3 separate regions of the Homo sapiens genome follow, and regions 1 and 3 are each linked to region 2. Evidence: chromatin loops called from intact Hi-C (ENCODE). Cell type or tissue: heart left ventricle. All regions are shown on one strand. Each heading gives the region's core, and the rest is flanking DNA. Links, peaks and the distances in the headings are about the cores only.

The links. A loop is a pair of places that touch in the nucleus more often than their neighbours do. Peaks named below come from ENCODE experiments on the same cell type or tissue, not always from the same donor. Only the 100,000 strongest peaks of a DNase experiment are listed, where the experiment ranks them.
Region 1: it touches region 2 in a loop (10-fold over the local background); 92 of 110 quality-filtered maps call a loop at or near these places.
Region 3: it touches region 2 in a loop (5-fold over the local background); 11 of 110 quality-filtered maps call a loop at or near these places.

The regions. Positions count from the first base shown.
Region 1 is chr14:32,247,814-32,259,022 of GRCh38, forward strand. No RefSeq gene overlaps it. Among named protein-coding and RNA genes, the nearest start is that of RNU6-8, 50 kb to the left of the region's middle. In heart left ventricle, for the core only: CTCF peaks have their summits at 4,463 (motif pointing left) and 4,663; no DNase peak of the experiment used is centred there; H3K27ac peaks cover 413 bases.
Region 2 is chr14:31,504,532-31,515,740 of GRCh38, forward strand. All of the region lies in intron 1 of LOC105370438 (a long non-coding RNA gene), which reads left to right. Among named protein-coding and RNA genes, the nearest start is that of GPR33, 22 kb to the left of the region's middle. In heart left ventricle, for the core only: a CTCF peak has its summit at 5,793 (motif pointing right); no DNase peak of the experiment used is centred there.
Region 3 is chr14:32,554,533-32,565,741 of GRCh38, forward strand. The region is part of intron 4 of AKAP6 (A-kinase anchoring protein 6); the gene reads left to right. Among named protein-coding and RNA genes, the nearest start is that of AKAP6, 230 kb to the left of the region's middle. In heart left ventricle, for the core only: CTCF peaks have their summits at 5,937 and 6,153; no DNase peak of the experiment used is centred there; H3K27ac peaks cover 1,887 bases.

The DNA.
Region 1 (11,209 bases), core at 2,070-7,069, 740 kb after region 2:
GAGGATGGCCCTGGGTAGGGAGGGGAGAGCACCAGGGCTGGGAGACTTGGATATAATAGGGTAGAAGGGGCAGTGGGGTTTGTGCTAAGCTCTGTCCTTGGTTCTTCTGGGGCTTGAGCCCTGGGTAAACCTTATAAAAGGTCTCCCAAACCAACCAGAGGGGGCTGCCTGACTATGGCTGCTATCATCCCTGGATCCATTTTATAAGCCCAACAAAGGTCAGGGTTATTTTCTAGAGTCATGAAGGCCTGTACATAGGGGATTTTTGTCCCTTTTCCCTGTTAGTGGCAAAACAAATCTAGTTGATAGATTGTACTAAAATGTGTGCTTCCATTCGCTAGCCAAGATTCCTAGTCCTGGAGCTTGTATTCAACCCAGGCTGTGTTATAGAAAAATATTAACCTTTTCTGTGTTACAGAAAAATATAAATCCAAACCTTTAGCGTTTGGGGGTCAAACTTTTCCCTGTTCTTGCGGATGCTTCTGAGGGGTGTGTCCTGTGGTATGGAGACATGATTATCCATCTGTGAAGAGAGAACAGAGGAGACAAAAAGGAAAAAGAAGGCATACCCTCTTATTTCCCTGTCATCCTTTCCTGAACAGGGCATCCCCCATTCATCCTTAGGGTTCTGAAATGAACCAGTCTTACCAGGTACCCTTAACCTTGATCCTGTCTCATCACAATTACCCACTTGAGAACAGAAGAGATAGCAGAGTAAATAGGGACCCCCTATTCATCTTTGGGGTTCTGGAATGAACTATTCTTACCAGGTACTACTAACCTTGACTTCACCTCTGTTCTAATGGTAATTTGTTCTGTGCCTATAGCCTAGGACCAGCCTTTATCTCTGTCCTATGGGTACTTTTGTCTCTTGTACCTATGACCTTGAGCTGGCCTATATCCTTGTCTCCATGTCCTTACAGTGACTCTCACTTGGAGAATTCTAGCACAAAATGATTATCTCTTTTCTTATAATCCCATTTCCCATGTTTTTTAGTAGATGAGAAGCCTGTTTTTCAGCAAATTACTACAAGGGACTGAATTCCCCTTTCTTTGAATATGACCTTGAAGGTCTTGATGTATATTGAGAGCATGGAAGTGATTAGAGAAATGGAAGAAAATTTGTATTTGGGGTTTTTCATCCTCCCAGGGTAATCTGCAGAACAAATGCTTAAACAGGTAGGACAATCTCTCTGCTCCAGGAGGAAGCAGGAGGAAGCAAGGGGGATACTCACGGAAAGCCTCATATGCTCACAAAAACAGCAGCCCTTGAATTTGAGAGGGCAATATTTGTGTACCTTCTTGACATAAAGGAGGAACCTCCGAAGGACTTGGGGTTTGGGATAAGGGCTCACAGATGGCAAAGGAAGAATTTTCCCTCATTCCAAAGGGTTGCTAACCCCCAAAAAAGCAAGTAGGTGGAGTCCTTAAAGTGCCACAGAGTGAGATCCTATGCAGAACTGCTTGAAAAGCCACCAAAAACTTGGCCCTGGAGCATAATAGGAATGACAAGCGTATGGCAAATCATAAGGAGCTGTCAGAGCTGGGGTTCCAACTGGTGTGTGTCCCATCAGTGAGCCAACAGACATCTGCAAGGGAGCCCATTTCTTCACTGCTGTGCAAGCACAGCAAGAGCTATGGCTGCACGAATAATAGGGAGTGTGTGTTTAAGGCAGAGAAGGAAGTCGTGTCATGTGAAGTGAAAACAGAGAAGAGACAGACTTGCCCCTAAGGCGGACAGTCCTGTAGGTGTACAAGGCCATTTCAGAATATACACAGAGATAACAGGAGAGTAGGTGGTGCAGGCGTTTGGAAAAGAGCCAGTTTTCGTTGAAAAAGCAGAGGAAACCCCAGACATTGCACAGTCTTAGGGTTCAGCCCTATGACTCTTGCAAGCCTCCTGTTCAGGAAGGCCTTTAGTGTCTCAGGTCTACTTGGTGCAGACTCCAAGGTCCTTCCCACCCCCATGAGCCACCCATCAGGGTGAGCTGAGAGATCAGCTCAGTGAGGAGCCGAGCCTCTTTGGCTGAGAGGACTCGTTCTGGGGGTTGCTTAGTAAGCAGGAGAGAGAAACTGAGGAGAGGGAAACCATGTATGGGAGTTGAACACCTTCAGCCAAAGGTGAGGCATAGAGGTGTCTTACCACTATGGAACATATCTGAGTCACACACCAAAGTATGTTAGCAGTGGCAAATCCATACAGGTCTGCACTAACTCGATTCTTGCCTCCTCAAAAGAAAGAATTCATCCAAGGAGCATGGGCAGAGTGAGAGACTGAGGCAAGTTTTTGAGCAGTAGTGAAAATTTGTTAAAAAGTTTCTGGGCAGGAACGAAAGGAAGTAAAGTACACTTGGAAGAGGGCCAAATGAGCAACTTGAGAGATCCAGGTGCCCTGTGTGACCTTTGACTTGGGGTTTTATACAGTGGCATGCTTCTGGGGTGCATCTGTCCTCCCTTGAGTTTTCCTTGGGGTGAGCTGTCCATATGCAAAATGGCCTGCCAGCACTTGGGAGGGGCCACATGCAGTGTGTGCCGAAGTTGTGCACGTGCTCATTTGAGGTCTTACCAGTTGAGTGTTCCTAGAGAAAGGTCATATATCAGTTAAACTCTGCCATTTGCCTCTTAGTGCAAATGCTTGAGCCCACTTGCCCAGCTCATGATCACCAGCTTCAGGTGTTTTTTATCTATTGGGAGACTGCCTTTCCCTGTCACTGGTTGTGACCAATCCTTATTATTTTATTATTTTAGAGAGACAGTTTAACAATTGCCTGACATTGGGGGTGGTGGGGGACCTCTCCTGCCCTGCTCATGTGTGCCTAGCTACATACTCTAGCACTAAGACTGGAAATAACTACTTGCCATTTATCAGGACCTTGGATCATGGATATATTGGTGTTAACCATCTGTGTGCTCTCTTTGGTATATGATTATGTTAACCTTAATGATTCCCAATGAAGTTGAGCAGAGTGCCCCTAAAGGACTTTTCTGAGTAGCTATTTCAGAGTTAAGATTTTTTCAAACGATACCTTCCAGCACACCCACCAACCTCCCCCATTGTAATCTGCTCTCTAGGTTAGTGTGGGCCTGGGTTATGTAACTGAAGTAATCAGCCCTGGTAGCTGATGGAGTGTATCTTTTGGGTATCTGAAGGCAGAAATTATGTTGAGAGCCATAAGTTCCCTTGACTCTTTATTAAGTGTGACATATTAATCCTCGTTTGTAGAGCTTTATGTGGAAATGTCAATCTAGTCGTTGTGGAAAAACCTGGGCTCAGAAATGCCTTGCATTTCATTTGAAAGTATGATGCAGCTACAGCTGGGATTCGGTCTCTTTTAGGGATGGGATTCAGGGCAAAAGGGAAACCATTCTGTGAAGATTGGCCCTAGAATGGCACCTTTGTCTTAGTTCCTCTTGATTTACTTTGGGATCCTTCAAGTTTCTAGCTTGGCTGGGTTGCTTTTGGAGCCAAAGATAGTTCCAATTCAATTGTTAGCATTAATGAGTTCTTACTAGCATTTTGTGAGGAGTACTGCAAATCATACCACAAAGGGTATGAAACCCTAGCTTGTGGGGCAGGGAGGGTGAGCTAGATTGTTTCTTCTTGGATTAATACCAGACATATTTCCCTTGGTGGAGATCCATTCTTCTCTGTGTGGGAATGTTTAACGTTCACACTGTTAGGTGAGGGTCTCGTTCAGATAATTTTTTTAAAATGCACATTTTAAAACTTATCTTAAAAAAATCCACAAACCCAACAAAATATTTCTTTTTTCATGATGACTTATTCAGAAATTTGAAAGGCCAAAAGCCTTTTTGATGTATGTGAGAGCTTTCTCTGTCATATGGGGTCTACCAGTCATTTCAGCAAAGAGTTAAGTGAGGCCAAGGAGGCTTCCCTGGCAGCTTGGAAGCTTTGTGCAGCAGCCAAGCCGCGGGCTGAGAGAGGTGGATACTCATTTGTTTGTATATAAAACTTTCATTCCCAAAGTCTTAGATATCACATACAAGGAAAGATGATTGTGAAAATCAGTGATAAACTCAAGTATTTCTCGCCTGTTATGATTGCATTTGTTGTATCCGATTCTGCCTGACAGTATTTGCCACTTGATTGTCTAAACAGAGTTTTAACTGGTAGCAGGGTGAGCATTAATTATTCACATCTAGCAGCTGGCATAAATATGATTGTGTAGGCCCATGTATGTTAATGAGTCTTACAATAAAGCCTTTCGCTTGGAGATCTTCAGCCCTCCCTTCTTTTTGTACCATTTGTGAACTTCATTCTGGAATTGTGTGGCTTGGTAAGGTATAATGTTCTTTGCTTCTGAGGAACTGTGCTGAGGGCTTGTGCAGAGAGTGGCCCATCTAGAAATGTCTCTCAGGACCCTGAAGGCTCCCTTGTTTCCTTTTCCTGTTTCCAGTCGGGCTACAGCAACTGGGTCTGGATATAGCAACAGCACCCCCTAGTGTATTATAGGGTGAGCATGGGTTCCTGGTTAACTCAGTAAGGTGAGGTGTTCTGGCTTCATAGAGTGGAGTGTGAGAAACTGGCAACTTGGCATTTATTAAACAATATAGTTGAGGCTAAATATGCAACAGCAGCATGTCTTCCAGGTTTTGACAGCTGAGAAAGGAAGATAAAGACAGCAGGAAGATAGGGTTTTAGATTACTTTACAAGGATATGAAGGCTAAGGAGAGCCACAGGAGGGAATCAAGAGGTCACTGGGGAAGGGAGCTGTTCCAATGAATAGTTTGCTATTCTTCCAAAGAATCCAAATCTTGGCCATATGTGCAGAAAGGCCTGGCCACAAAGGCCTTCCATTGTTGGCTGAGACTGGAGACCTGCGATGGGGGTTCAAAGCCTTTTGTTAGATGTGAAACTGAAATTCCAAACACTCCAAGCAGTGACTTAAAGGCTACGAAAGTATAAATGACAGGTAGATATTTACCTCAGAACATAGTTTTGATTAAGGAAACTAGACCTTAAGAGAACAAAATGGGGGTGGGGATGGACTATAGAGAGAAGAAAAGAGGGATGCTTTCTTCATTTTGTTCATTTAACGAATATTTGCTGTTGAGCTGCTATTCAGTGCCAGCTTCTATTCTACATACTGGAAATACAGATGTGAATAAAACAGAGTTTCTCTCCTCATGCAGCTTACATTCTTTACAGTTGCCAATAAGCGGGTCACTACAGATCAGTTCTTATGTTTGTATTTTTGAAGTGTGATTTATTTACAGGCAGAATGTGATTTGAGGACATGGAAAGTACCCATCGTTCAAAATTGTTCCCCACCAACCAACCAGTTTTTTTCTGAAATTTCTCAACCAAAACCCCTTGTTAGTTGTTTTCTGAGAGGAGTAGTAATGAATCCAGTTGCTTTGACCTACACTTACTTCTAGTGAAAATGAATGACCTGATGAGACCTAGAGGGATGGGACACTGGGGGGTGGAATTACAATATTGGGACTAGCAAGCTGTAGCCTTGGTGAGTTTGTTTCAGGACCAAGTTTTCCTTATCTATAGAAGTAGCTGTATTCCTGTCAGGTCCCTTCTAGCTCTTATTCTATTTTGTGTGGCAGATAGCATCCAAGAAGATGTAGGACCGGGTGCGGTGGCTCACACCTGTAATCCCAGCACTTTGGGAGGCCGAGGCAGGCGGATCATCTGGGGTCAGGAGTTTGAGACCAGCCTGACCAACATGGAGAAACCCCGTCTCTACTACAAACACAAAATTAGCCGGGCGTGGTGGTGCATGCTTGTAATCCCAGCTACTTGGGAGGCTGAGACAGGGGAATTGCTTGAACTCGGGAGGCGGAAGTTGCAGTGAGCCAAGATTGTGCCATCGCACTCCAGCCTGGGTAACAAGAGCGAAACTCCATCTCAAAAAAAAAAAAAAAAAAAGAAGGTGTGTAGAGCATGGGGCACCCCTGGGACCCCTGGAAAATTATTTGGGGGTAGGAGTAGGACCAGATTAGACACTGAAAAAAAACATGGAGAAGGAACATGATTTGACAGTCAAATTTAGGCTATTTAAAAAAATATTTCTAGGGCATTTATTCTTGGGTTCAATTTCTGACTATAAATTATCTGGAAGGGAGGGTGATACTATGAATATGGTTTTTGCAGATTTTTTGGGAAAGCCCAGTTGGTTTTACTTTTGTGGGTCAAATTAGTTTTGAAGATTATCTATAAAGCTTTCAGTGATAGACCTGACCCCCAAGCCACAGCTGCTTAAATAGCTGTGTGCTGTGGATTTTCTTGTTGTGCAGTGTTTCCTTTTAACTTTCCTGTTCAGGGCAGAAACAGAGTAATGCAGGCCCATATTCTTTGAATCCTAGAGAGCAAGTGACCTACTTACTATTGTACCTGAAATATTCAACTAGAGTATATTTTAGGAAATACTTTTTCAGCTTTAAACATGACTTTGCTTCTGTGAATAAACACTTCAATCGAGAGACACTGACAGGTATTCTGGGCTGTTCTCCTGACCCGTTGTGTAACTTTGGATACTGTATGACTTTTCTCCTTGGAAAGAGGCAATGTAAAATCCATGGGTTTCTTTAGAAAAGACAATTTGTAACTACACCCTTATAGGTGCATGTGATGAAGATTAGTGAAAGTTTTCATTGGGTTTAGAAATTTTAGAAATGCAGGAGGCCGGGTGCGGTGGCTCAAGCCTGTAATGCCAGCACTTTGAGAGGCTGAGACAGGAGGATTGTTTGAGACCAGGAATTTGAGACCAGCCTAGGCAACATAGTGAGACCTCATCACTACAAAAATTATACAAAATTAGTCGAGAGTGGTGGCACACACTTGTAGTCCCAGCTACACAGGAGGCTGAGGTGGGAGGATCTCTTGAGTCCGGGAGGTTGAGGCTGCAGTGAGCTGCGATCATGCCACTGCACTCCAGTGTGGGCGACAAAGTGAAATGCAGGAGTTATTTGCTGGGTTCTTTAACAGCTGGAAGATGTGGGTTCTGGTATTCATAGTTTATTGGCCAGGATTTTCTTTATTTTGTGGTCCTCCTCTTTGCAGGTTTCAGCCTCCCTGTGAAGACCAAAGTACCTGTGTAAACAGGATTCCAGGATGGAATATGAGTAGGTTTTTTGTTTGCAAAATTTCTTACTATACATGGCTAACTTTTAAAGAAGTAACACAATGGACCAACCGAAAGACAGAAACCTTGGGTAGCTTTGTAATTTTCTATGTGTGTGTTCTGCCACCTGCTGGAGAAGGATCACCACGCTTGGGAAGCTGGCTGGCAAAGCAGGGGAGGGTGTGTAATCTGGCTCCTTCAGCCCTCTTCTAGGACTGGGCAGAGTACAGGAAAACTCACAAAATGCTGTGGTGTGCTTGGTTTTCTGTTGGATCTCCCTAATTGGCAACTAGAGTTATCCCACAGGGATTTCCCCTTCAGCCTGCTGAGCTCACGGCCAGCCACCTCAGGCCCAGGCTACTCTGTGAGCCCCGCTCAGGCCCAGGCTGCTCTGTGAGCCCCGCTCAGGCCCAGGCTGCTCTGTGAGCCCTGCTCAGGCCCAGGCTGCTCTGTGAGCCCCGCTCACATCATGCGCTGGCCTCATTCCTCTGAGTATCCAGTATGTTGACTGGGATCGCCTTGAAATACTTTAAACTGGTTCAAAGTGGAAACAAAACAAAACATTAAATCCAAAGTAGGGGGCAGGGTGGCCACCTTTGTTGTGACATCTATAAGAGGGCCAACTGACCTATTCAGGAAAAGAATGGCCTTTTTTTCCTGAGATTATAGTCTCCCTCCTTTTTAGTGTTAAAATGCATTTTTACAGAATGATTCTGAGAGATGAGGGTTATCACTGTAAACGTATATTTGCTTGGCAAAAGAAAAAGCAAATGTAAATCAGTTCCCTAATTCTTTTAATATATTTTCCTATCTGTAAAATACCAAAGTCTGGCCAAATGCAGTTTGCTACTCCCTGTGGTCAGTCTTACCTTTCCCTTTATTTGACAACTTAGGCAGAAAAGTGGGGTCAACAATCCTCAGTTGTAACTTCCTTATTTTCCCTGTCAAATTCTCCATGGATTTTTCTGTGCTGTGACCCACATAGAAACACAAAAATAATAGTGTGGTGGAATGAGGATAATGTTTCTTCACTAACTGGGTCACTGTTTTATAGATAAATTTTGGTCTAGAGTAAATGGTTGGCCTGATTTTGCACCCCTTTGGATCATTTTGTTCCTCTGGAGTTCTGGATGGAATGTGACCTTCCTGGATGGATGTGTATGTGGGACTCCCATGGGCAAGACTTAGATTTTTGGCAGCCAGACCCTCAAGGCAACTGGGAGAGGATGTGGAGGCTCAGCCTCCCTGTTATTTGAAATTTCTCAGAGGCACACAATAATTTTGAAAGATTTTTAAATGGGAATAAGACATTTTAATATCTATGATTAATTTAAATAATTTTATCAACTGAAGTAATGAAACAGACTTCTGTATTAAGGGATATAATTACAGAAGAATATTATTTTTAAAAAATGTTTTACAGCCTCAATTTAAATAAATTGTAAAGTTTAAAGAAAAAATGTGGATCTACTCTGATTGAGACAGGTTTTGTGTTTGGCTTTATGGAGTCTAAATTGAAAATTGCTAGTGTAGAAAACCTGAACTGAGATTTATTTTTGAGAAGATATTTAAAGAGAACAGATAGTTGAGATCTAAGTAGGTAGAGGCTGGGAAAATGAGTTTGTACTGAAGCCAGAACACATGGTGTCTTCACTGGAAATGAATGTTCCCAAAGAATAAACTTTTGTTTGTGTGTATTTATTTATCAGTAGTAACAATTGCTTTTGAATGAGCTAGGACATTTATGATTATAGGGTGTGGGTTTCTTATGGGCACACACAGAGACTGTGAGCTCAAGGCCATGTGAAGAAGGTGGAAATATCTTCCCCGGTTAATTTTCATGGGCCAGATTGTTAGAAATATGTCCAAGAAGTGACTTCATAAAACTTTGAAACTTGGCTGAAAACCCTGGCAGATCTGCATCATCTGGTAAATATTTAAGACCTTGTATATATTATTTTCAAGGAAAGGTAATAAACTGTAGAATTTTTTTTTTCAACAAAAATGAAACACTGTGGGGTTGTTAGCTTTTGCATCAGAACTTTGGTAAGAAAATGTGTTTGTTTTGGTTTTAGGTTTTTTTTGGTTATTTATTTATTTATTTATTTTTTTGAGACAGAGTCTTGCTCTGTCAGCCAGGCTGGAGTGCAGTGGCACGATCTCGGCTCACTGCAAACTCCCTCTCCTGGGCTCAAGCAATTCTCCTGCCTCAGCCTCCCGAGTAGCTGGGTTTACAGGCGTGTGCCACCATGCCCGGCTAATTTTTATGTATTTTTTTAGTAGAGATGGAGTTTCACCATGTTGGCCAGGGTGGTCTTGGACTCCTGACCTCAGGTAATCTGCCCGCCTCGGCCTCCCAAAGTGCTGGGATTACAGGCGTGAGCCACCGCGCCTGGCCCGTTTTGGTGTTTGTTTGTTTGTTTGTTTGTTTTGTTTTTTCCCCAGAGGGGGAGAAAAGAGATCTCATTTCTGATAGATTTAGGTCAGTTTAAATTCTTTTTCACTGAGGTTGACCTGATCAAAGTTTGCCTAGTGACTCAGCAAAGTCTTGCCATGTGGAGGCTTCATTTTTCATCACCTGTTGGTTTTTCCTTTTCTTAAAAATTTATTTCTTTATAGAGACATTTTGATATCATTTTAAAATCTCAGCACGTGACAAATACAAACTGAAAGTGCGAATTCTCATGTAATAAGAAAATTAGAAAGCAGACAAATATCAAGGCCATCTTTCCTCAGGTGATAGCCTTTTGTTAATGATAGTATCTTGGTTTCCTCAGGTGATAGCCTAATTAATGACATCATCTTGTATTTCTGTCCTAATGAAATTCACTTCTGTCATCTCAGGTAAATGGTAAAGAACTCATGGGTAAAGGTAAATGGGTAGAATACTCACGTTCCTATTTTAAAACTTGAGAAATAGAATCACAGATCAAGAATGACTTTCCTGTCTCCCTTTTTCTCAATTCATTGTTCTACTGGTAATAAGGATAACACAGATGTTAACAACTTACTTAATGCCAAAACACTTTACATGTATTATTTTATTTTATTATTTCTTGTGAGATAGGTATATTCCCATTTTTTTCAGATGAGGAGAGAGTGACTTTCAGAGATTTTTTTTTTTTTTTTTTGAGACGGAGTCTTGCTGTGTCGCCAGGCTGTAGTGCAGTGGCGCGATATTGGCTCGCTGCAACCTCCACCTCCCTGGTTCAAGTGATTCTCCTACCTCAGCCTCCCAAGTAGCTGGGATTACAGGCGCGTGCCACCACGCCCAGCTAATTTTTGTATTTTCAGTAGAGACGAGGTTTCACCATGTTGGCCAGGATGGTCATCTCTTGACCTCATGATCTGCCCACCTTGGCCTCCCAAAGTGCTGGGATTACAGGTGTGGGCCACTGTGGCCAGCCAACTTACAGAGATTTTAAAAATTACTGAAATTTACAAAGCTGGAAAATGGCAGAACTGGGAACTGACCCATTTCTGACTTCATGGCCTGTGCTTTAAACTGTTACACCATATGTCTGTCCAGTTATATGCTACAGAGAAAGCAACTTCCACAGGCCAGTTGAAGCCAGCTGCCTTTTACTGGGCTCCCAGCCTGGTTACCGTCCTCCTATTTCTGACATTAAGCAAAGCAGAAGGTTGATTTAGACCTCCCAGGAAAGGGTTCTGGAAAAGCTACAGGACCCTGTTCTTGAGCTCAGGGTCATCTGTCACTGGTAAGACCCCTCTCTAAGATGTTTTAAAACAGCATGTCAAAGACACAGTAAATGAATATATCCTCTATGTAAAGGCTTAGTAAACAGCAGCTCAGTAATTGCCCTAAGTGTAAGCAGGCAAGCCAGAGGCCTCAAACTGGACACGCCTTCCCAGTGTGTAGGCAGGCATCATCTCATAAGATTTACTCCCACCCTGGCCTCTTCCCTTTTCTGTTGACTTGGCCAGAGTCTCAGCTTTTCCTTACCAAAGATCAAAACTAAGACTTCTTGGCTCTCCAAATCAGATCGTCACTAGAGTTTGGCCTGCTGTCAGTAAAGACAAGCTGAGTTGGCCTGAACTTTCCTCCCTTGGCATCCCAGGAAATTGAACCTCTGCTGAAGGACCTGAAAAC
Region 2 (11,209 bases), core at 3,902-8,901:
AAACTAATATGTTAACAAACACACATCTGTATTATCTTTTTTTTTTTTTTTTTTTTGAGACAGGGTTTTGTTCTGTGGCTCAGGCTGTAGTGCAGTGGCATGATCATGGTTCACTGCAGCCTCAACCTCCTGGCTCAAGTGAACTTCCCACCTCAGCCTCCCGAGTAGCTGGGACCATAGGCATGTGCCACCATGCCTGGCTAATTCTTTGGTATTTTTTTCATAGAGATGGGGTTTCGCCATGTTGCCCAGTCTGGCCTCAAACTCCTGAGCTTAAACAATCTGCCTACCTCAGCTTCCTGAAATGCTGGGATTAAAAGCATGAGCCACCACACCCAGCCTGTATTGTCATTTTAATGGTTGCCTAATATTCCATTGCAAGTTATTCTGGGGATTAAAGAGACAAAACATATGAATATAACTGGCATCTAGTAATTGTTAAAACTATAAAGAGAAATGGTGCTGAAATTCATATTTCATAGAGTCAACCTGCTGGTTGACCTTTTCACACCTATCTTTGCTAGCCAGCCATTATCTTGCATGCAGGCAGTCTCCTCCTGCCTTAAAGCAAGACCTCCAAGACCTCTGCAGGAATTGCTTCATACATCAGGACCAGGAATCCTGTGTCTCAGTCACTGTAGGCACCAGAAAGAAGATGGCTCAGGGACCTGGATAGAAGATGTAGGTCACAAAGATTTTCTCTCATGGCAAATAATAGAATATTGCAGCTCCTTAGAGAAATAAAAGATATACTGCCCTGTTTCAAGATCTAGGCCATACCAAAGGAAAGAAAAACTTTTGAGAGATGGTTTTTCAGAACAGAGAGTTAACTTCTGTCTCTGTGAAGTCTTTCATTTCTAGCACCCTGGAGGTGTTTGTTCCCTTCCTTTTGGAATAAAACTCAGCTAATGACCTCTCACTTTAGTGAGATTATCAGAACTTGCAGAACATTCCAGATTCCTATTTGAAAATATGTGTTCCTCTTACTACATTCCTAGCCTTAAAATATCCTCTTTAACATTCCAAGAATTATTTTTGTAGATGATCTTGGCTGCAGTTCAAAATACTGTAGTGTTTGCTAGGCTAGTTCATAGTCCCTCTCTGAATACCATTTTACAGAAGTGTTCTCAGCTAGTCTGTGATACAGGCTATCTCCGGAGCTCAGCTTGCATGATCCCTCTGGTCATATGGGACAGGGTGTAAGAGAGGAATGTTGAGGTCTATTAGCCATTCTTCCTTTTTACTACATCTCCTGGGAAGCTATAGGTGCCAGTGAAAATAGAGTCTGCGGGGAAGGATAGCTGCATATTAGGCATCTTATGATGCTGTCCCAGGAGCTTCTCCAACTAAGCCAATTGATGTCTCAATTTCTCAACAGAAGTAGCTGTAGATAGTGAAAGAAAGAGAGCATCAGTCTTATGGCCAATGAATGCTGTTGAAGTCCTGCTATGTGCCAAATACTGTGCTGCCATTGTAAATAGAAAAATAAACCAGGCAGTAGTGATTCAGCTATTGTGGAGCTTCTTAATTAATAGAAAAACCAGTAGGTATGAGGCAAATAATGACAACTGTGTTTAGTGATAGAAACAAAGAGGAGATTGACCTAGACTAGGGAGTCAGGGAGATTTTCTTAAGGAAGTGACTCTGAGCTGAGACTTGAATTTAGGTGGGTAACAAAGATGGGGGACTGGTACTTCCAGCAAAGGAAGCACCTTGTGAGAAGGCCCCAGGTATGTTTGAGAACTGGGAGAAGTTCAGCACAGCTAGGGGCAGAGAGCTAGGGAAAGGAATGAGGCAAGAGATGTGCATAGGACCAAATCATCTAGAGCTTTATAGTCATATTAATTCCTTTGCATTTTATTTTAAGGGTGATGGGAAGGGGGAAGACAACATATGTATTAATTTTTTAGGGCTGCCAAAATGCCATGGACTGGTTGGCTTAAACAACAGAAATTTATTTTCCCACAGTTCTGGAGGCTGGAAGTCCAATATCAAGATGTTGCAGGCTTGGTTTCTTTGGAGGTCTCTCTCCTTAGCTTGCAGATGGCCTCCCTCTTACTGCCTCTTTATATGGTCTTTTCTCTGTGTGTGTGAGCCCCTCACGTCTCTTTCTTCTTCTTATAAGGATTTCTTCTTAGAAGGACACCGCTCAGATTGGATTGAGATCCCTCCATGATCTCATTTTAACTTAGTCACCTCTTTAAAGGCCTTGTCTCTAAATACAGTCATATTCTGAGATACTGGGCTTTAACATACAAATTTTATGGAAACATAATTCAGCCATAACACCATACATGTGGCAGTAGTATAGAGAATTAATTGGAGAGGGGCAATTATGCAGACCCATAGGAGTCTTGTGAGAGATGATAGCTACCCCATCAGGGTGTGTGCCATGAGGAAAGAGCAAAGGCAGAGTTTGAGAAACATTTCCATGGAGGACTGATGGCATATGGCAGTGACGTAGAGGGAGGAGCCAAAGATGCCTCCTAAATTTTTGGTTTTTGCATCTGGTTAGTGGTGTGGTTTGTTTAAAGAACAATGGAGAAAGAGAAACAATGGTTTTGGGGGGAAGATGATGGTTTTATTTCTGCTGATGTTGAGTGGTTGATGAGTAGGTTGTTTACTGGAGGAGAAATCAGCCTCTGCAACACACAGAGCTGGGATCATACGGCTCAGCCTCTATAACAGACAAAGTTGCTTGTCGCCTAGCCCTTACGTTTTACTTTTCATGGAAAAAAAACGTGTAGCCCTTTTCAAAAACATGCTCTTGATATCCTTAGAAATTCAAAATTTGTTAAACTAGGGTTCCAAGTTAACACTTTTATAGTTAACGTTGTGGAAGATTTAACATTTTTTCATAGTCAGCTTGACTTGTGACTATTATAATGTGCCTAAAGAAATTGCCTGTTACTGGGTAGGGAACAAGATGACTGAGGTACAAGGTTGGAAAGACAGACTACCCGTTTTGAATTTTTTTCTTTTTTCTTTTTTTTCTTTTGAGACAGAGTTTTGCTCTTGTTGCCCAGGCTGGAGTACAATGGCGTGATCTTGGCTCACTGCAACCTCCACCTCCTGGGTTCAAGCAATTCCCCTGCCTCAGCCTCCTGAGTAGCTGGGATTACAGGCGCCTGCCACCACGCCCGGCTAATTTTTGTATTTTTAGTAGAAATGGGGTTTTACCACGTTGGTCAGGCTGGTCTCGAACTCCTGACTTAAGGTGATCTGCCCACCCTGGCCTCCCAAATTGCTTGGGTTACAGGCATGAGCCACCTCGCCCGGCTTGAATGTTTTATCAGGTGTAAGTATAACCTGATTTAAAAAATAAATACTACAATTAAAAAAAATTTTATAATATTTATTTTATTCTCATGATTTTAAAATTTAAATTTTCAGAGCCTGTGGTCAAACATTAGCCACTGATAAAATGGCAACAGGTAACAAATCATATAAGAATATGTTTTCATTGTTCTTACTCTTGATATTCTTAAATCGATATTACTCCTAACTAGTTTGATTTTTAAATACATCTACCTACTTGCTCAACACCAAAATAAGAGTTCAAAAAAAAAAAAGAAAAAGAAAAAGAAATTGCCTGTTATCCTTACCCTGTTTGTGAGGATAAAACCACTCTTTTATTTCCTTTTCTGCATGCTAAGTCTTAGTAAAGAATGCGATCTTGCTCTAAAAACGAAGTCTGTAAAACTCTGACGTATGTGGTAAAAAAGGAGTCTTTCTATAGCAGCAGAGTCCCAGGGAGTAGAGTTGTGTGGGAGTTGGTGGCCCTCTCAGTGAGAGTGAGACTGTCAATGATAGATGGGGAGCAGAAAAGCAGGGTCAGGAAGCAGAATGTGCTGTAGCCCAAGTGCTGGGTCATGGTCAGTGGTGTTCTTGTGTGCCCTGGGATACTTGGAGGCAGGCTGCAGCTAGGTCAGAGGTGGGTCAGGAAAGAGCTGAGTTATTTCTGGAAAAGACCGAAGTTTTCCTTGAGTCCCCTGCCCCACGTTGCCTCAAAGGTCAAGGAGGTGATGCTACCTTGCTAAGAAGTAGCTGTAAGGCAGCCTGGGTGACAAGGCAAAATCCTGTCTCTACAAAAGATAAAAAAAATTACCTGGGCTTGGTGGTGCACACCTCTAGACCCAGATACTTGAGAGGCTGAGGTGGGAGGTTGAGGCTGCAGTGAGCCGAGATTACACTACTGCACTGCAGCCTGGGCAACAGAGTGAGACTCTGTCTCAAAAAAAAAAAAAAAAAAAAAAAAAGTAGCCATAAGGAGAGGAGTTAGAATGACTAGCTGTCCTGGTTTGTCTGGATCTGGGGCTGAGGGGTTCCTGGAATATGGGGCTTTTGGTTTTAAAACTGGGTTTCGCCATGTTGGCCAGGCTGGCTCGAACTCCTGACCTCAGGTGATCCACCCACTTCGGCGTCCTAAAGTGCTGGGATTACAGGCGTGAGCCACTGTGCCCGGCCTGAAATTTATTTCTAATTAAACAAGTTTTCCATAATATTTTATGAGCAAGAAAATAAAAATTGAAAGTGGAACATTACATAAGAGCAAACAGCCAATGAAAATTAAATGGAGGGTGGAGGGGGGAAGCATTGTCCAATTAGGGAAACTTTTTTTTTTCTTTATTTTAAAAATAAAGACACACACCTATGAAGGAAACATATTTTTTTTCCTTTTTTTTTTTGAGACAGGGTCTCACTCTGTCACCTAGGCTGCAGTGCAGTGGCTCGATCTTGGCTCATTGTAACCTCTAACTCCTGGATTTAAGTGATTCTCATGCCTCAGCAACATGGTGAGACCTTATCTCTACAAAAAATGCAAAAATTAGCCGCCGTGGTGGCGTGCATCTGTGGTTCAAACTACTTGGGAGACTGAGGTGGGGGGATCACTTGAGCCCCAGAGGTGGAGGTTGCAGTGAGCCCAGACCACGCTACTGCAACCTAGCGTGGGTGACAAAGCAAGACTGTCTCAAAAAAAAAAAGTAATGCACACATTGGAATAATATGCAATCCTTTTTTAAAAGGTAGCAGATTGATTGTTCTGATATGTGAAAATGCCCAACACACACTTAAATGTTTTTTGTTGTTGTTTTAGTTTTTTTTGAAACGGACTTTCGCTATGTTGCTTAGGCTGGAGTGCAGTGGCACAATCTCAGCTCACTGCAACCCTCACCTCCCGGGTTAAGGAATTCTCCTGCCTCAGCTTCCCAAGTAGCTGGGATTACAGGTACCCGCCACCACACCCGGCTAATTTTTGCATTTTTAGTAGAGATGGGTTTTCACCATGTTGGCCAGGCTGGTCTTGAACTCCTGACCTCAAGTGATCCACCCGCCTCAGCCTTTCAAAGTTCTGGGATTACAGGTGTGAGCCGCTGTGCCTGGCCTCAGGTGAACATTTTTTAAAAATTAAAAATATTTAGTGATACACGTTACTAAAATGTCTCAGGTAATTTGGTATGAAAATCATATTTTATTTATTTTTCTTTTTTTCCAGATCCCATAAGACTAATGAAAACCACATTTTTCTAAACAGGAAATTAACTATGCAGCATGTATTTAAACAATTATTAGGATAAAATATAAGTATTATTCAGAGAATAAGTATAGAGAGTATTTGTGTGTGGTGTCTAAAGAAATTCTATCCCAAATAAATCACTTCTCAGATTATGAGACATAGGTTTGAATACATTCATATTTATTTACAATCTAATTGAATGTTCATCCCCACCTTTCACCCACATTGAATATCACCTTTACATAGTTTTTCCATTTTAATGATTATTATTGACCACTAGGGGGAGAAACAACAAAAGCTTTGAAATTTTTGATACATTTGAAAGATTATTTAAATGCCAGCTGTGACATGTACTAATTGTAGTGAAATATGGATTCACAGAAGGTGCTAGCATATATTCTTGGTTGTTGGAGATCTGTTGATTCTATGGGGTCCTTCAGAAATAATGTAACAGAAAGGTGATGTAACTTCTCCAAAGGGTGAGGAACAAGGTGTTCTATGGTTGACCAGCTAAATTAGTTTTGTTCAACTTGTGCCTTTGCCCAAAGAGTAAGTGTGAAAAATAAACCTGTCTAATTAGAATGAATGATGAAAGGATTAAATGCCTTGGACTTCAAAGATGGGAAAAGTGGCAGTAAAGGAAAAATATTAACATAATCAAAACAATTTCCCTATGCTTTGCCTTAAGTGCACTTGACAATTAATACTTAAAATTATGGGCCAGGTACAGTGGTTCATGCCTGTAATCCCAGTACTTTGGGAGGCCTAGGTGGGATGATCACTTGAGGCTGGGAGTTCAAGCCCAGCCTGGGCACATAGTGAGACACCATCTTAAAAAACAAAATTACGGTTAAACATATAGAACATATTTGTTAAAAAGTGACTGAAAATTCTAACCAGCTAAAGGTGTATTTATCTTAAACTACTCAATATGTGAGTACTTTGAACTCTGTTGCTTAGTTAGAAAATGTTTTTGAACTATTTTTTATTCAAGAAATTGCTGACTCTGTTAGTTATGAGAAAAATGTATAAAATATGTTAATTCCACAAATAAATGTTTAAAGTCTACTCAATGCTAGGTACTCAGGAGACCCAAAACTGGATTAGACATATATATTTTCCTGAAGAAGTTTGTAGACTAAAAAATCTATTCATAAAAACCTATAAAACAAGGTAGATGTGAGACATACCATTAGAGAAGAGGCACTTTATGTATTAAGAAGGAAAAAATTATTTCTCTTCTCTTCTCTTCTCTTCTCTTCTCTTCTCTTCTCTTCTCTTCTCTTCTCTTCTCTTCTCTTTCAGAAACAGGGCTTTGCTCTGTCGCCCAGGCTGGAGTGCAGTGGTGTGATCACAGTGCACTGCAACCTGGAACTCCTGGTCTCAAGCAATCCTCTTACCTCAGCCTTCAAAGTAGCTAGGACTACAGGTGTGTGCCACAATGCTTGGCTAATTAAAAAAATTTTTTTTTGTAGAGATGAGGTCTTGCTGTGTTGCTCGGGCTAGTCTTGATCTCCTGCGCTCAAGCAATCGTCCTGCCTCAGCTTCACACGGGGCTGGGATTACAGGCATGAGCCACCATGCCCGGCCTACTTCTATTTTGATGTGTCTATAGGAGGTCGGGGTAGGAGGTATGAAGACTGTAGGAATCAGAGAAGGTTTTGTGAAGAATGTTGCATTTGAGCAGGGTTTAAAGATATTAAGGATATAGAAATGTGGCAATTACAGGAAAAACATTTCAAGTTCAGGGAGCACAGTGAGCAAAGGCATGGAGGTAAAATGCAAAGATGTATAAACTTCACACCGGCATTAAACAGAGGAAAGACCTGGTGATTTAAAAAGATTTAAATCTAATCCAACATGTGACATAAATTTAGTTTCACCTGTGACTGTTTGTGATGGTTAATTTTATGTGTCTGGGCCACAGGGTACCCAGATATTTGGTCAAATTTTTTTTGGGCTATTTCTATGGAAAGTTTTTGGATAAGATTAACATACACACACACATTTATTTAGAGACAGAGTCCCATTCTGTCGCCCAGGTTGGAGTGCAGAGGCGCCATCACGGCTCACTCCAGCCTCTACATCCCGGGTTCAAGCCATCCTTCTGCGTAGCCCCCAGAGTAGCTGGGACTACAGGCTTGCACCACCACAACTGGCTAATTTTGGTATTTTTTGTAGAGACGGGTTTTTGCCATGTTGCCGAGGCTGGTCTCAAACTCCTGAGCTCAAGTGATCCACCCGCCTTAGCCTCCCAAAGTGCTGGGATTACAGGTATGAGCCACTGAACCTGGCCCAAGATCAACATTTATTTATTTATTTATTTTATTTTTTTTGAGACAGAGTCTCGCTCTTTTGCTGAGGCTGGAGTGCAGCGGCGTGATCTCAGCTCACTGCAACCTCTGCCTCCTGGGTTCAAGCGATTCTCCTGCCTCAGGCTCCCAAGTAGCTGGGATTACAGGCGTGTACCACCATGCCTGGCTAATTTTTGTGTTTTTAGTCGAGAGGAGGTTTCACCATGTTGGCCAGGCTGGTCTTGAATTCCTGGCCTGAAGTGATCCACCCACCTGGGCCTCCCAAAATGCTGGGATTACAGGCATGAGCCATGGTGCCCGACCCAAGATTGACATTTAAATCTATAGACTAAGTAAAGCAGATTGCCTTCCATAATGTGGGTGGGCCTATTCAGTTGAAAGCCTGAATAGACCAAAAAAAACGGACCCTCCTCCAAGTAAAAGAGAATTCTCCTGCTTGAGACCTTTGAACTAGGACATGGGCTTTTCCTGGTTCTCCAGCAACGTGCTCCTGTTTGGACTTAAACTGAGACATCAGCTTTGCAGATTTTAAATTTGCCAGCCTCCATAATCACTTGGGTGAATTCCCTGTAATAAATCTATCTATTGATCTACCAATCGATCCATTTATCTATCCATTCATGCATCCTATTGCTGCTGTTTCTTAATACTGTTTAAAAGAAAGCATCTAATAATCTACCAACAAATATTTATTAGGTGTCATTTTAATCCCAGTGCTCTGCTAAACAATGGAAAAAATACTAGAGTAGCATAAATCTATAGTGAATAAATCCCAGAACTACTTCAATGAATATATACTGATAAAACTAATTTATTTAAAATCAATGTTTACTTTATTAATTTATTATTAAAGAAAACAATTAAAACTGTAACTTGGAGGAAAGTGGAAAAATAAATTATAACCCCAACAGCCTAATACAACCACTGTTAGCATCTAGTGTATTTTCTTTCAGTAACTTTTCCCTTTGTGGTATTTGATGTATATAAAATATTAGTTTATGAAAAATCATGCTGTCAATTCTTTTCTTTAACATGATATCACAGGTCAGATACAGTGGCTCATGCCTGTAATCATAACACTTTGGGAGGCTGAGGTGGAAGGGATAGCTTGAGCCCAGGAGATGGAGTTCACAGTGAGCCAAGATCATGCCACTGCACTCCAGCCTGTCCAGCCTGGGTGACAGAGCGAGACTCTGTTCCAAAAAACAACAACAACAACAACCAACCAACCAACCAACCCAAACATTATATCATAAACATTTCCCCATTTGTTTCATAATCTTAAGAATTATAATTTTTAATGGCTGTACAATACATAGTCTGCAAACATATAATTTTTATAATCATTTCCTTATTTTTGGATATTTAGATTATGCAGATTTTTTCTTTTTCTTTTTTTCTTTTTTTTTTTTGAGACAGAGTTTCACCCTTTTCACCCAGGCTGGAATGCAATGGTGCGAACTCGGCTCACTGCAACCTCTGCCTCCCACGTTCAAGTGATTCTTCTGCCTCAATTCCCAAGTAGCTGGGATTACAGGCGCCCACCACCACGCCCAGCTAATTTTCGTATTTTCAGTAGAGATGGGGTTCCACCATATTGGCCAGGCTGGTCTCGAACTCCGTATCTCAGGTGATACACCCACCTCTGCCTCCCAAAGTGCTGGGATTACAGGCATGAGCCACCACGCCCAGCCGATTTTTTCTGTTTTTAAGATCATCAATATAAATATCTTTATTACAGTCTTCTCACAGTTTGAATTATTTAAGAACAAATTCCTAGAACTGGTATTATTAAATCACCAGGTATGAAGTCTATATAGTAAGTCTAAATTGTTTTTCACAAATATTATACCAATTTGTAAGGCCATTGACTTTGACCATACATTTGCCTACCTAGTATTCATTCTCACCTTCATTAATCAAAGACTTTTTTTTTTTTAAGTGGGAATGTGACTTGTTATAAAAGCCTCATTTCCTCAGACTCCCTTGCATCTAGGTACGTCCATATGACCGAGATGTGGTCTATGATGGTTACAGGGTTCCGCTATGAGACACACTTTTGTTTTATTACATAAAAGGAACATGCTCTGCTGGCACACACTTTTTCCTCTTTTCCGCTCTTCTTTCTGACTGCAGGTAGAGCAGCCTTCTTGCAACTTTGAGGATGAAAGCTACAAGTTAAAGTGGTGGAAAAGGAAGCCAGAAGGAGCTTGTGACTTTCTTGAACATCTGCACCAGCTCTGGTCTCCTTTCTCTGGAATTCTTGTTACATGAATAAATTAATATGTGTTTGGTTAAGCAACTGTAGTCATATTTCTGCTGCATGAAATCAAAGGAAAACCTAATAGTAACATATATGCATAGTTATTCTCCACAATAATGAATATTGTCACTACAATTAGTGGGGATGGGGCACTGAGTTGGTACTCTTGATTGCAAATAACAAAAAACCTAAGCTGGTTTAAAGAAAAAAGGGAATTCACTGGTCCATGTACTGGGGGAGGTAGAGGGGTTGAATTCAGGCTTCACGAAGTAGCATCAGTAACACTTTTAGGTCTGACCTCTTTCTCCCTTTCCCTTTTTCCTCTCTCTCCCTTTCACATATCTCCTTTGCTTTCCTCTGTGTGTTGATCTCTTCTCTCCTACAAAAAAATGGACTTCTTCCACGCAACTGGAGAAATTGACCATGTTGGTTGAATGTCAGGAGAAAGAAAGAACTTTACAGTTTTGATCATATCAGTCCTTGGGAAGGACTCTGATTGACCAGGCCTGTTTCACCCATTCTTGGATGTGTTCATCCAAGAAGGGACGGGGAATAGAACAACTGTGATTATCATCCCCACCAGGATCACTCAAATACAGAAGAGGCAAGTCCTCAAAGAGAAAGTGAGGTGTTGACACCATAACATAGCTGCTGAAAGGCTAAAACAACCCATCATCAATAACCATTTTTTACTAATAAAATGTTTCTTATTGTTATTTTAATTTACCTTTATTTTAAGTTGAAGACTTTTTTGTTTGTTAATTTAATTTAATTTAAAAAATTTGAAAATTCCCTCTCCTAACATTGACAACCAGAATATGCTTATACCTGACAAATTGGGTAGTTGAATAGTCTCTTTATTTTGAACATGATCCCAATTTTGGGCTTGTAATCTAATATTCTGTAACTGGAAATGCCATGCACAAGGGAGAGAAAATATATGTTCTTTATGATGTCTGTGTATGTATAATGTTCTAAAGGTCCTAAATTTAGTGCGAACAGTGGCAATGGTGTAAGACATAAATTTAATCTGTAGTTGTATTTGAGTCATGTAATATATTTAGTATAGAGAGATTAAAAATATAGTAGATTCCCTTTCTAGAAGTTAACTAA
Region 3 (11,209 bases), core at 3,798-8,797, 1.0 Mb after region 2:
AGCTAACTTGGTTTTCTCCATGAGATATAGTCAAATGCCAGGGAATTTAGACAATAATCACATATGCAAATAAAATCGATTTATGAAGCCCACAGACCACTACTAGATTAGTAAATGAACAGTGTGACTTCTTCCTCATGACCTGAAGAGAGATGAACTGGTTGGTAAGTAGCCACTTGTATAAGGTGGGTAATTATTGATGCTGGGTTAACAGCTGTATAATTCCTATGGGAGCTGACAGAAAGCAGCACAGGGTATGCCATCTCAGTGAAGCATTTCAGGAGATCTGTCCTTTGGGATATAGCGCATGGTCCGCCTCTCACATTTTGGGCTTCCTGCTGCCATTAAATTCTCAAAACTTGTCCTGGAAGATACGACTTAGTCAAGTTGGACTCAGTGATACAGAATCGATGGATGCATGACATAGCTGAGCCTGTTTGTCCACAAGAGATGTAAATGTCTTCATATGCCAAATTAGAGCATCTTGATTATAGTTCAATGACTTAGCTGTTGTATTTTGTCCTAGAGACATCTATAATCTAATTTAACAAACTTCTTCGGTGCCAGCTAAGGATGTCCTTGCACATAAGTTATCTTGGACTCATGGCAGCAAATATTTAGCTGAGTTCTTCCTCTTTGTAACTAGACTGTAAAATTGCAATCAAGTATGCTCCCAGTTTTGTGGTAGCAGCACAAATGTGGCTACCATTGCACTTGCTAGAGATGGAGCTGGGAAGTGGTGGTTAGTACCTGTGTATAATGAAGGTAGAGAAGTTTTTCCCCCGAGATTAACTTGGCACTCATTTTTACATTTCTTTTCCAAGAGGTAGAATGGGTCCAGAGGAACGCATCCTAGCATTCATACTGATGATAGCAGCCATTAAGAAGTATCATGTCCTTCTGAGTTTTCTTTATTGTGGTAAAAATATGATATAACAAAATGTGCTATCTTAACCATTTTTTAAGTGCACAGTTTAAGAATATTTGCATGGTTGTAAAACAGATCTCCAGAACGTTTTCATCTTGCAAACCTGAAACTCTATACCCATTAAATAACAACTCCCCTTTCCCTCTCCCTGCTGTCCTCGGGTAACCAACATTCTACTTTCTATCTCCATAATTTTGACTGTTCTAAGTATCTCCTCTAAGTGGAATCATATAGTATTTTTCTTTTTGTGACTGGCTTGTTTGACTTAGCATGTCCTTAAGGTTCATCCATGTTGTAGCATGTGACAGGATTTCTTTCCTTTTTAGGGCTGAATAATATTCTATTATGTGTTTATTCAACATTTTGTTTATCCATTCATCTGCCAGTGGACAATCTGGGTTGCTTCCACCTTTGGCTATTGTGAATAATGCTGCTGTGAACATGGGTGTACAATTATCTCTTCAAGACCCTGCTTTCAGTTCTTTTGGGTATATACCCAAAAATTGGATTGCTGGATGTTTTTTTTTTTTGAGGATCATGTATATTTTTTGAGGAATCTCCATGCTATTTTTCAAAGTAGTTACACCATTTTACAATCCCACCAACAGAGTACAGAGTTCCAGTTTCCCCACATCCTTGCCAATACTTGTTACTTTCTAGGTTTTTTTAAACAAAAATAGTAGCCATTGTAGTGGGTGTAAGGTGATAGATCATTGTGGTTTTGATTTCCACTTCTCTGATGAATAATGATGTTCAGCATCTTTCCATATACTTGTTGGCTATTTGTATATCATCTTTGGAGAAATGTCACATCCATTACCCATATTTTAATAGCGTTATTTGAGTTTTGTTGTTCAGTTGTAGGAGTTCGTTATATATTCTTTTTTTGTTTTTTTAATTGAGACAGGGTCTTGCTCTGTCACCTAGCCTGGAGTGCAGTGGCATGATCACAGCTCACTGTGGCCTTGACCTCCCAGGCTCAATCGATCCACCTGCCTCAGTCTCCTGAGTAGCTGGGACTACAGGCATGCGCCACCACACCTGGCTAATTTTTGCATTTTTTGTAGAGGCAGGGTTTTACTCTGTTGCCCAGGCTGGTCTCAAACTCCTGGGCTCAAGCAATCCACCTGCCTCAACCTCCCAAAGTGCTGGGATTGCAGGCATAAGCCCCCGCACCTAGCCCATTCTGACTATTAACACCTTATTATATGTATGATTTGCAAATTATTTTCTCCCATTCTGTAGCCTATTTACTCTGTTGGTGGTGTCCTTTGATGCATCAAGTTTTTAAGTTTGATGTAGTTTCATTTATCTATCTTTGCTTTTGTTGCCTGTGGTTTTGGTGCCATAACCGAGAATTCACTGCCAAGCCCAACATCATGAAGTTTTTCCTCAGTGTTTTCTTCCAGGAGGTTTATCATTTTGGGTCTTATGTTTAGGTCTTTGAGTTCTCTCTCTCTCTTTTTTTTTTAAATTTCAATGTAGTTCCCACCCATATTTTAAGGGTCTCACTCTTGGCTTTCTTTTAGGATAAGACACAGCTACAAGGCTAAGACCAAGTCATCTTCTGGAATTTGTCTTGGAAAAAAAAAATACTTTTGAGAGCCCTTTTTTTGTTCTTGTTGGTTTGTTTTTGTTTTTTGAGACAGGGTCTCACTCTGTCATCCAGGCTGGAATGTGGTGGCGTGATGATAGCTCACGTCAAGTCTCCACCTCCTGGAGCTTAGTTGATCTTCCCACCTCAGCCTACCCAGTAGCTGGGACTACAGGTACACACCATCATGCCTGGATAATTTTCATATTAATTTTAGTATTTTTTGTAGAGACAACATTTCACCATGTGCCCAGGCTGGTGTCGAACTCCTTGGCTCAAGCCATCCTCCATCTTGGCCTCCTAAAGTGCTGGGATTATGGACAGGAGCCGCCGCATGGCCCATTATAGCCTACTCTTTTAAAAAAAGTCCTGTCTAGCCATTATTTACTGGATTTGAGATTCAAATAAGTCCCATTTGAAACACAGCTGTATCCTTTTTTATTCACCCACAGAGTAACTTGCAATCACGATTCTGCTATAAATTCAATTCTTACTTGCCTTTGATGTTTCTTTTATACCCACCATGCACCAGTGTTCCTAGTGTTGATGGAGTGGTAGTGTGCTCTACACTACTTGGATGTTGATAATGATCTCTTATGAGTATCCTTATCAGGAAGCGTCTTGAGGCTATGGAATTCCACTTTTCTTCACTGGCATTCCATTTTGCATGTGCCTTTCCCTTATGCTAACTTTTTCATTCACAGTTGCTAGTCCTCCTCTTGTCTCTGTATTCTCTCTTCCTTTTATCTTCTTTCCCATTGCTTTTCTTTACTTTTCTTCTGGATCTAGTTTTCACTCTCTGTCACCCATTTTTTTTTAACTTTCCTTCCTTGAGAGTATCTTCTACTTTCTTCCTCTAGTGTTGTCCTAGAGACTTTCAGATTCCAAATATGATGACACTATGAGTTGTCTCTTCATTACCATTCAAACTGGAGCCCTTGATCTTTTCAGTGCATTTCTGAATCTTTGAAATATGTATCCAAAAAGTCAAGGAATTGTTTAGATACAAGAATAAAGAAAACTAGGATTTAGTTAAATACCAAGGAAAAAGCCAGATTCTTAAAGAATTGGGTAGGTTCAGTTTTGTAATTAAAATGAGAAGATTCAAGAATCCTAAAGGATCACAGATTGAACATGAGTTGACAGTGCACATAATTATTAAACAAAAAGTATAGAAGTTTAATACTGTAGAAACTCTGAATACTTTTTAATTTTTATGATGCACAATCTAAAATTTTGTTTTAGGTCCTGGATGTAGTACTTGAGGTAGATATGGCAACATAATTCAAGGCTCTGTGTCTGTTACATAAGACAATATTTGGTAAGTGCCAAGGGAAAATTCATGCAGTGGGAGAACAGAAAAAAGAAGATAATACAAATGTAGCTTGATGAAGCATCACAGGAGAGGGAATACTTGATCTGGGCCTTGAATGATGAGTAGAATTTATATAGCAGAGATGAGGAGGCATAATGTTAGTGACAGGAACTTGTGCATATGCCAGGGTGGAGGGCAAGAATATTCAAGGTATGTTTGGGTGATAGTTAAGAGAAATCGTTGGTGTTTTGGAGTATAGGCTAAGCCACTATAAACAAAGAGACCCCAAAATACAATAAGATAGAAGTCTCTTTCTCTTTTACCTAGAGGCAGACAGTCGAGGGAAGATAGAGGTCGTCCTGAGGTCCAGGTTGCTTCTCCCTCTTGCTCTTCTATGGCTCACCACCAATACCATGTCTGCATTCCAGCTCACAAGAAGGGGAAAATGGAGGGCAGCCACCTTTCTTCTTATGGATACGACTTAGAAGTTACACATGCCACTTTTGCTCGCATCCCACTGGCCCACTTTGTCACATAGCATTACCTGACCTCAAAGGCGTTTTGGAAATTAGCCTCTAAGCTATGAATATTGGGAGGAAGGTGTCTCGTAAACTAACTACTAGTTAGAAATAACTTTGTTAGAGGAAGGTGAATGTGAAGTTAGAAAGAATAGGGCCAAGATATGAGGGACTTTGAATTCCAAGTGTTTGCATAGCATAGACACAAAATCAATACTATTGAATGCATGAATAAATGAGTAGTTAAGGGAATGAGTAAGTGAACGTATCATTGAGTTTGAACTTTATTCTCTAGATCAGGGCTACAAACTAAAATTAAGAGGCCAGGAAGATAGTATAAATGAATCATAAAGCCAGCTGTAAATGGGGAGTGATGGGACTGAATCACCTGGAAGATATGTGACATGTCTTAAGGGCAGCCACTACTCAGCTCCAGCTGATAGTTGCATGGGAATGTGGGCCATTTGTGCCAAGATTTTGGAATTTTTAAAAAGAAGGAAGAAATCTGGGTTTTATGTGACATCTCCCAATTTTTAGATGTTGGATCTGAACAATTTTTAAATAGGTCAAATAAAAACACATCTTTGGGATAGTTTGGACTTTAAGTCACTAATTCGCAATCTTTGCGAAGATGGGAAACTACTTAAAATGTTTGGCCCAGAGAGTTGGTAGTTTAAGAAGGTTAATCTGACTGTGGTATGCTGGGCACACCTCTAGCAGTAATTTTCAACTGTGACTGCAAATTACAATCACTGGGAAGCTTTAAAAAAATAAAAAAACCTCTTTATCCACCCCAGACCAATTAAATCAGAATCCCTGGGGTTGGGTATTTTTTAAGTTCTTCAAGCAATTGTAATGTACAGTTGCGGTTGGGAGGTAGTCCTCTAAGCCTAATCTTTTTTTTTTTTTTTTTTTTTAAGGCAGAGTCTTGCTCTGTTGCCAGGCTGGAGGGCAGTGGTGCAATCTCCTCTAAGCCTAATCTTAAGGGTTATTGAAATAGCCTAGACATGTGGTAAAAGGGTCTGAACTGTGGGTCTGGAAGCTGACTGAAGAAAGAAATAGATAGGTGGGAGATATTATAAAGGGCAAATTGATAAAATTTTGTGGCTGTTTTAAATAGGAGAGTAGAAGAGGAAAGGAGTCAAAAAGAGTTGAAATTTCAAGCTGAAATTTGGGGGCTGGGAGATATAAGGAATTTAACAAATGTCTCCAAGGCATACATAAACTTAAGATACACAGTAGATGAATGGGGCCCAAATCCAGTTTGGGAATTCTAAGTCAACATAACATTTTAAAAGGTAAGGCTGCACAATTCTTTTTAAGGATAATAAAAATCTTTTGTGTATATTTTATTTGTTGCAATGCCAGGACAAAAACTGTATATTAACATTGCTAATGGATTTGTTGAGACATGTCAGGATCATTGCGCAAGGTTGGTCCAGAAGAACCGTAGGGATCCAAAGCAAATTCCTTGCTGTTTAACATTAGGAATGTTTCAGTCCTGCCTCAGTTTGGTTTCTGTAGAGCTTTCAATGGGTCTTGAGTTGTTATCAGTGATGATTTAGCACCACCGTGAGGCTGTATCCAGTCACTGCATATGGCTGTTGGCCTCTGCAATATATACGGAAGATGATCTGCCCTTTTGTTTGCAGCTTTAAACATCAAGGTGAAAATAGTTCTTTGTAATTTTCTTCGTATGGAAAGGTTATGATGCAATAATATCTTGTATTAAGATGATAACAGTGCCTAACTGCATTTGATGGCAAATATTACTATCGTGATGAAACTCAAAAGATGGATAAACTCAACATTGCGTTTTTATTATTTATTTATTTTTTTAGCGTTGCATTTTTAAATTCAACTAAAATGATTCTTGGAACTTTAGTGAATTATTCTTTATCTTTAATCCCGAAGTCATAATTTTGTGTTGCTGGTAGGATGTTTCAGAAAAATAACAATTTAAATACAAAACAAAACTTTGTTATTTCTTGTCCCCTTGCAAACTGTCGGGCAGAATGCTAAGGGGTTTATTCACTTAGTACATCACTTCATTTAATTCTCAAGAAAAAAATTCTTCCTTGATGCAGACACTGTTACATTATATTTTCATTTTATAAATTAGAAGAGACAGAAGTTAGTAATTTACTCAAGGATATAGAACTTAAACATTGGGCTCAGTTCACAATCCCTCATTTTAATTATGAAAACTTGAATAAGTCACTTAAAGCTTACTGTATAAGTCTTCTAGTCTTCAAAATGAGATGTTAATTATGTTTGTCATGCCTTTGCTCAGATTATTGTATGAAACTACAAAGAGCAAAGGGGTCATTGTAAATCTAAAGGCTACATAAATATTAGTTTTATTATTATTGTGACTTTTCCTATGAATCTAGGGAATTAGCACCATATATATTAGAAATAACTAGGGTAAGAACCTTAATTCTGCCCCTAAGTAGCATCGTGACCTTGGAAATGTAACCTCGCAAGCCTCAGTTTTAAAAAATAAATATTAATAAAGGAATAGAATTGAATGACCTATAAATACTTTTCTGTTCTGAAATTTTATGAGAGACTAACTGTGAGGAATAACTAAGAGAAGCACTCATTTCTTTGTACAATATTCCTTGGCGTATATCACTTCAACATGGCTGACTTTGTGTTCCTTGGAACTTTGGGTGAACTCAAGTTTCCCTTAGAAGATCCTAATGGTAAGTGAATGTGAGGCTGTGACATTAACGAGCCTGGAGGAATGAGCCATTCATGCTGCATTCCTAGCACTGTAATATGACAAGAGCCAGACATCCTTGAGGAATTTGGGGCCTGGCTAGAGTTTATAAGATGCCAAGAGACCAGGGCCAGTGGTGACAGTAAACAAGTGAGTTACCCAGTAAGAATTAGATATGGATTAGCCTGAATTTATGGCAAATAAGGTCAGCTAAGTGAAGCAGTTAAAAACATTTGCCTTGGCAGACTTGTCATTGTGATGCCTTAAAATTACCCATCAGCACTGAGGCTTGTGCTCTGTTCAGACAATATGGGGGGAAATCATTTCAAGAGTGTGGGTTCTGTTTCAAGGTCACTCATGATGTCAGGCCCTGTCTGAGGTTATAGAATTTTCTATCTAAGAATGATAGGCTTGAATTTTGCATGGTGATTAAGCAACTTTATCCAGGAAAGGTGCTGCCTGTAATATCTGCTTCATACGCTTTCCATTCTCAGGTTGATGAGGCTCAGTGCATTGCTTTTTAGGAAGCCCAGTGGCTTTACTATTTACCTTCATGTTTTGTCTAGGAATAAAGGAAGTTGTATTTTCTTTTTTTAATGCTTTAAGAAAAACTGGAAAGGTGTCATTTATAGATGATACTCATATTTTTGGATTTGTCTAGAGACTAGTACTACTTGCTTGAGAAAGGCGTATGTGTGTGTGGGTGGGGAGGGAGTCATAATTGGAGATCTAATACTCTTTTTTCTTCCTACCTGAGCCCCAAAATAAAACTGACAAGTTGAGCTAACAGAAATACTTTTGCTTTTGATTTATTTTCTATAGCATAGAGAAGACTATCGGTAGTCTTTTAAAGTAAAGTTTCAGGCCAGGCCCAGTGGCTCACACCTGTAATCTCAGCACTTTGGGAAGCTGAGGCATGTGGATCACTTGAGGTCAGGAGTTCAAGACCAGCCTGGCCAACATGGTGAAACCCTGTCTCTACTAAACATATAAAAATTAGCTGCGTGTGGTGACAGGTGCCTGTAGTCCAAGCTACTCAGGAGGCAGAGGCAGGAGAATTGCTTGAACCTGGGAGGCGGAGTTTGCAGTGAGCCGAGATTGCACCACTGCACTCCAGCCCAGGTGACAGAGCGAGACTCCATATAAATAAATAAATAGATAGGTAGATAGATAAATAAATAAAGTTTCAGGCTGGATTCTGTAGTGTAGTAATCACATTCACCTCACAAAGTTTCATTAAAGCTATTTTCCTTATCCTATCCTTATTACATCTAAAGTTTTATATTGTTTGGTGCATGCCATTGTATTTATTCCTGTTAAGAAGACTGTTGACCAGAGTCTTCTTAATAGGATGTAGGGTCCATGAAGAATTATATCTGTGCCCATTTCACTTTCTAGACACACTTTTATACAAGGGAAACATGGCTGGGAAGAACTTCCAAAACCACCTTGCTCATGGTACCAAAAGGATGAATATTCAGAAAATTAGTAGATGGAACTCCACAGTAAAGGAAAAGATACATTCATAGTAAGAGATTTCTGGGGGAATGCATATTAATGGGTGAGGGCATTCTTTGGTGCTGGATGGTTGTGAAGCATGGTGACTATGAATGTGGGCTCTGGAGCCATATTGTGTAAACCATGTCTCAGCTTATCACCTGTGTTACAATACCTGTGCTATTGTAAGCAGGTGACTTGACCTCTCCGTGCTCCAGTTTCCTCCTGCAAAGGAGAATTAAAAATCATATCTGCCACAGAGAGTCATGATTAAATGTCTTAAAATGTGTAAAGAGCTCAGAATAGTACCTGGCATGTAGTAAACACTCAATAAATGTTAGCTCTTGTGGTTGTTATTGTTGTTCTCATTATTAGTACTGTGGGGGGGGAAGGGTCAGGTCTTAGCAGCTCCTTGTATAGAGATGACTGGTCTTTTGACATCAAATGCCACCACCTTGTTTTTTCCTTCCACCTTCAGCCACCTTGGTTATCATGGAGCTTCAGCCTCCCATACAACTCTCACCCACAGTGGTTAAGGGTGCTCTTCGCCCTTCGTGGGACCTGTGATGGCCACCCCAGGTTCCTGCACCCTCTTCTCTGTAAGACTCTGCCTTGTCTTCCTGCCTTGTCAGATGATTCTTGAATTGTATTAGAGATAATTCTCCTCTAAGTGGCCCAATAATTTTAGTTAATGTACTTCTTTGACATCTTAGGAAGTTTATATAGGGAAATTTATGCTATGCATGTGTGTTCAGACAAATACAAACAACATTCTAATTTATAATTTTGTCACACAACAACCTTATGAATAATATATACTTATTTATTTATAATTGGTATTTATACATACAGTCGTTCCTCAGTATCCGTGGGGGATTCGTTCCAAGACCCCCTGTGGATATCAAAATCAATGATGCTCAAGTCCCTTATGTAAATTGTATAGTATTTGCATATAACCTACACACCTTGTGTATGCTTTAAATTATCACTAGGTTACTTGTAATATCTAATATAATGTAAATGCTATGTAGATAGTTGTTATACTGTATTGTTTAGAGAATAATGACAAGAAGAAAAAGTCTATACATGTTTAGTACAGATGTCACCATCCATTTTAAAGAAAATATTTTCAATCCAAGCTTTGTTGAATTTACGGATGTAGAACCCACAGATATGGAGGGCCGACTGTATTTATAATACATATTTATAATTATATGCTTATAAATAATAATTCTTACAGAACTCTTTACCTAGAGGTAGATTCATTACAGTATATTAAGGGATGAAAAAGGAAGGGCCTGTAATAGGTTTTGAACTGTCCCTCAAACCCCTGATTGCTAAATATACGAAGATTGAGAAAGTGTATTGGAAAGGCAGCAATAGATTGGGATGATTTGTTGGGAGAGGAGCATTTGAGCTTGATCTTGAAGGATAGATATAGTGAATGGAGTAGAAGGCATTGGGAGGGTATGTGGAAGACTCCAAAGATCAGTTCCCTAATTGGAAGAGGGGCAAGTTGTCTGAATGTCTCAGGCTTTGAAGGAAGCTCTATATGCAAGAACCTCAGATGTTAACAGTCAGAAGGCATGAAAAATCATTCAGCTCAATGCCCTCATTTTACAAGTAGAATCTGTCTCTCCCAAGCCACAGTACTTCCTGTTAGAACATCCTGTCTCCTGGTTATTACCAGATCTTGCAAGCTTGTCACAAAGTGGCAGCAAATACTTTCTTTCCCAAGATCAACACTAAATGTTTCCAGTGCTCTGCAGCTGTTGGCTCTTTATCTTTCTATCCTTGAGAGACTTTGAGGAAATCCCTTTTCTCTGAATTCTGTTTATGTTTAAAGAGTTTCACAGTTGATTTTGAGGCACAGCCAGTGTCAGAATCATTGAGATAGACAACAGAATGACGGACAGAGTGAACAAAGTTGAGTGCATTGCATTCTTGGGCCTCATAATGTAGATGACACAGGTGGATCTTCCCTTTACGTACTGTTCCTAGGCTATCTCATCTGTGCCCATGGTCTTTAGTACACCCTGTATGTTGCTTTCTCTTACTAGATCTTGCTGTAGAGTTCCAGGCTTATACAACTAGCTGTCTTATTAAATGCTTCAACTGATTAAGTTGAGAAACCAAATTTATGATACATAATATCATATTCATGATCTTCCTGCAAAACTATTTTTGTAATGCTTCAAGAAAAACTGGAAAAAATTCTCCTTCTGAATTTTGTATTTCCTCTTTCAGGGAATGGTACCTCCAACCAAAATAGAAAGTTGGCAGTCATCCCAGATTCTAACATCTTTCTCATCATCCATCAAATCCAATTAGTCCTGTCCATTCTACCTTTGAGTACTCTCTATAACCTAGCAGGTTCTGCCCATGTCCACTGAGCTGCTTTAGTTTAGCCTTATCAACTTCTTCAGAGTGCTATAGCAGCCTTTTAACTGGCTTCTCTGCTCTCAGCCTTTCAACTGGCAATCATTTTCCACACTGCAGCCAGAGTGAGTCTTCTAAGAAGCCAATCAGATTCTCTCACACTCTGCATCAAAACTTTAATGACCATTCCATTGTCTTCAGGATAAAGTACAAACTACAGAGCATGTTGTCTGTGGCCTAGCTCCTGGCCAGA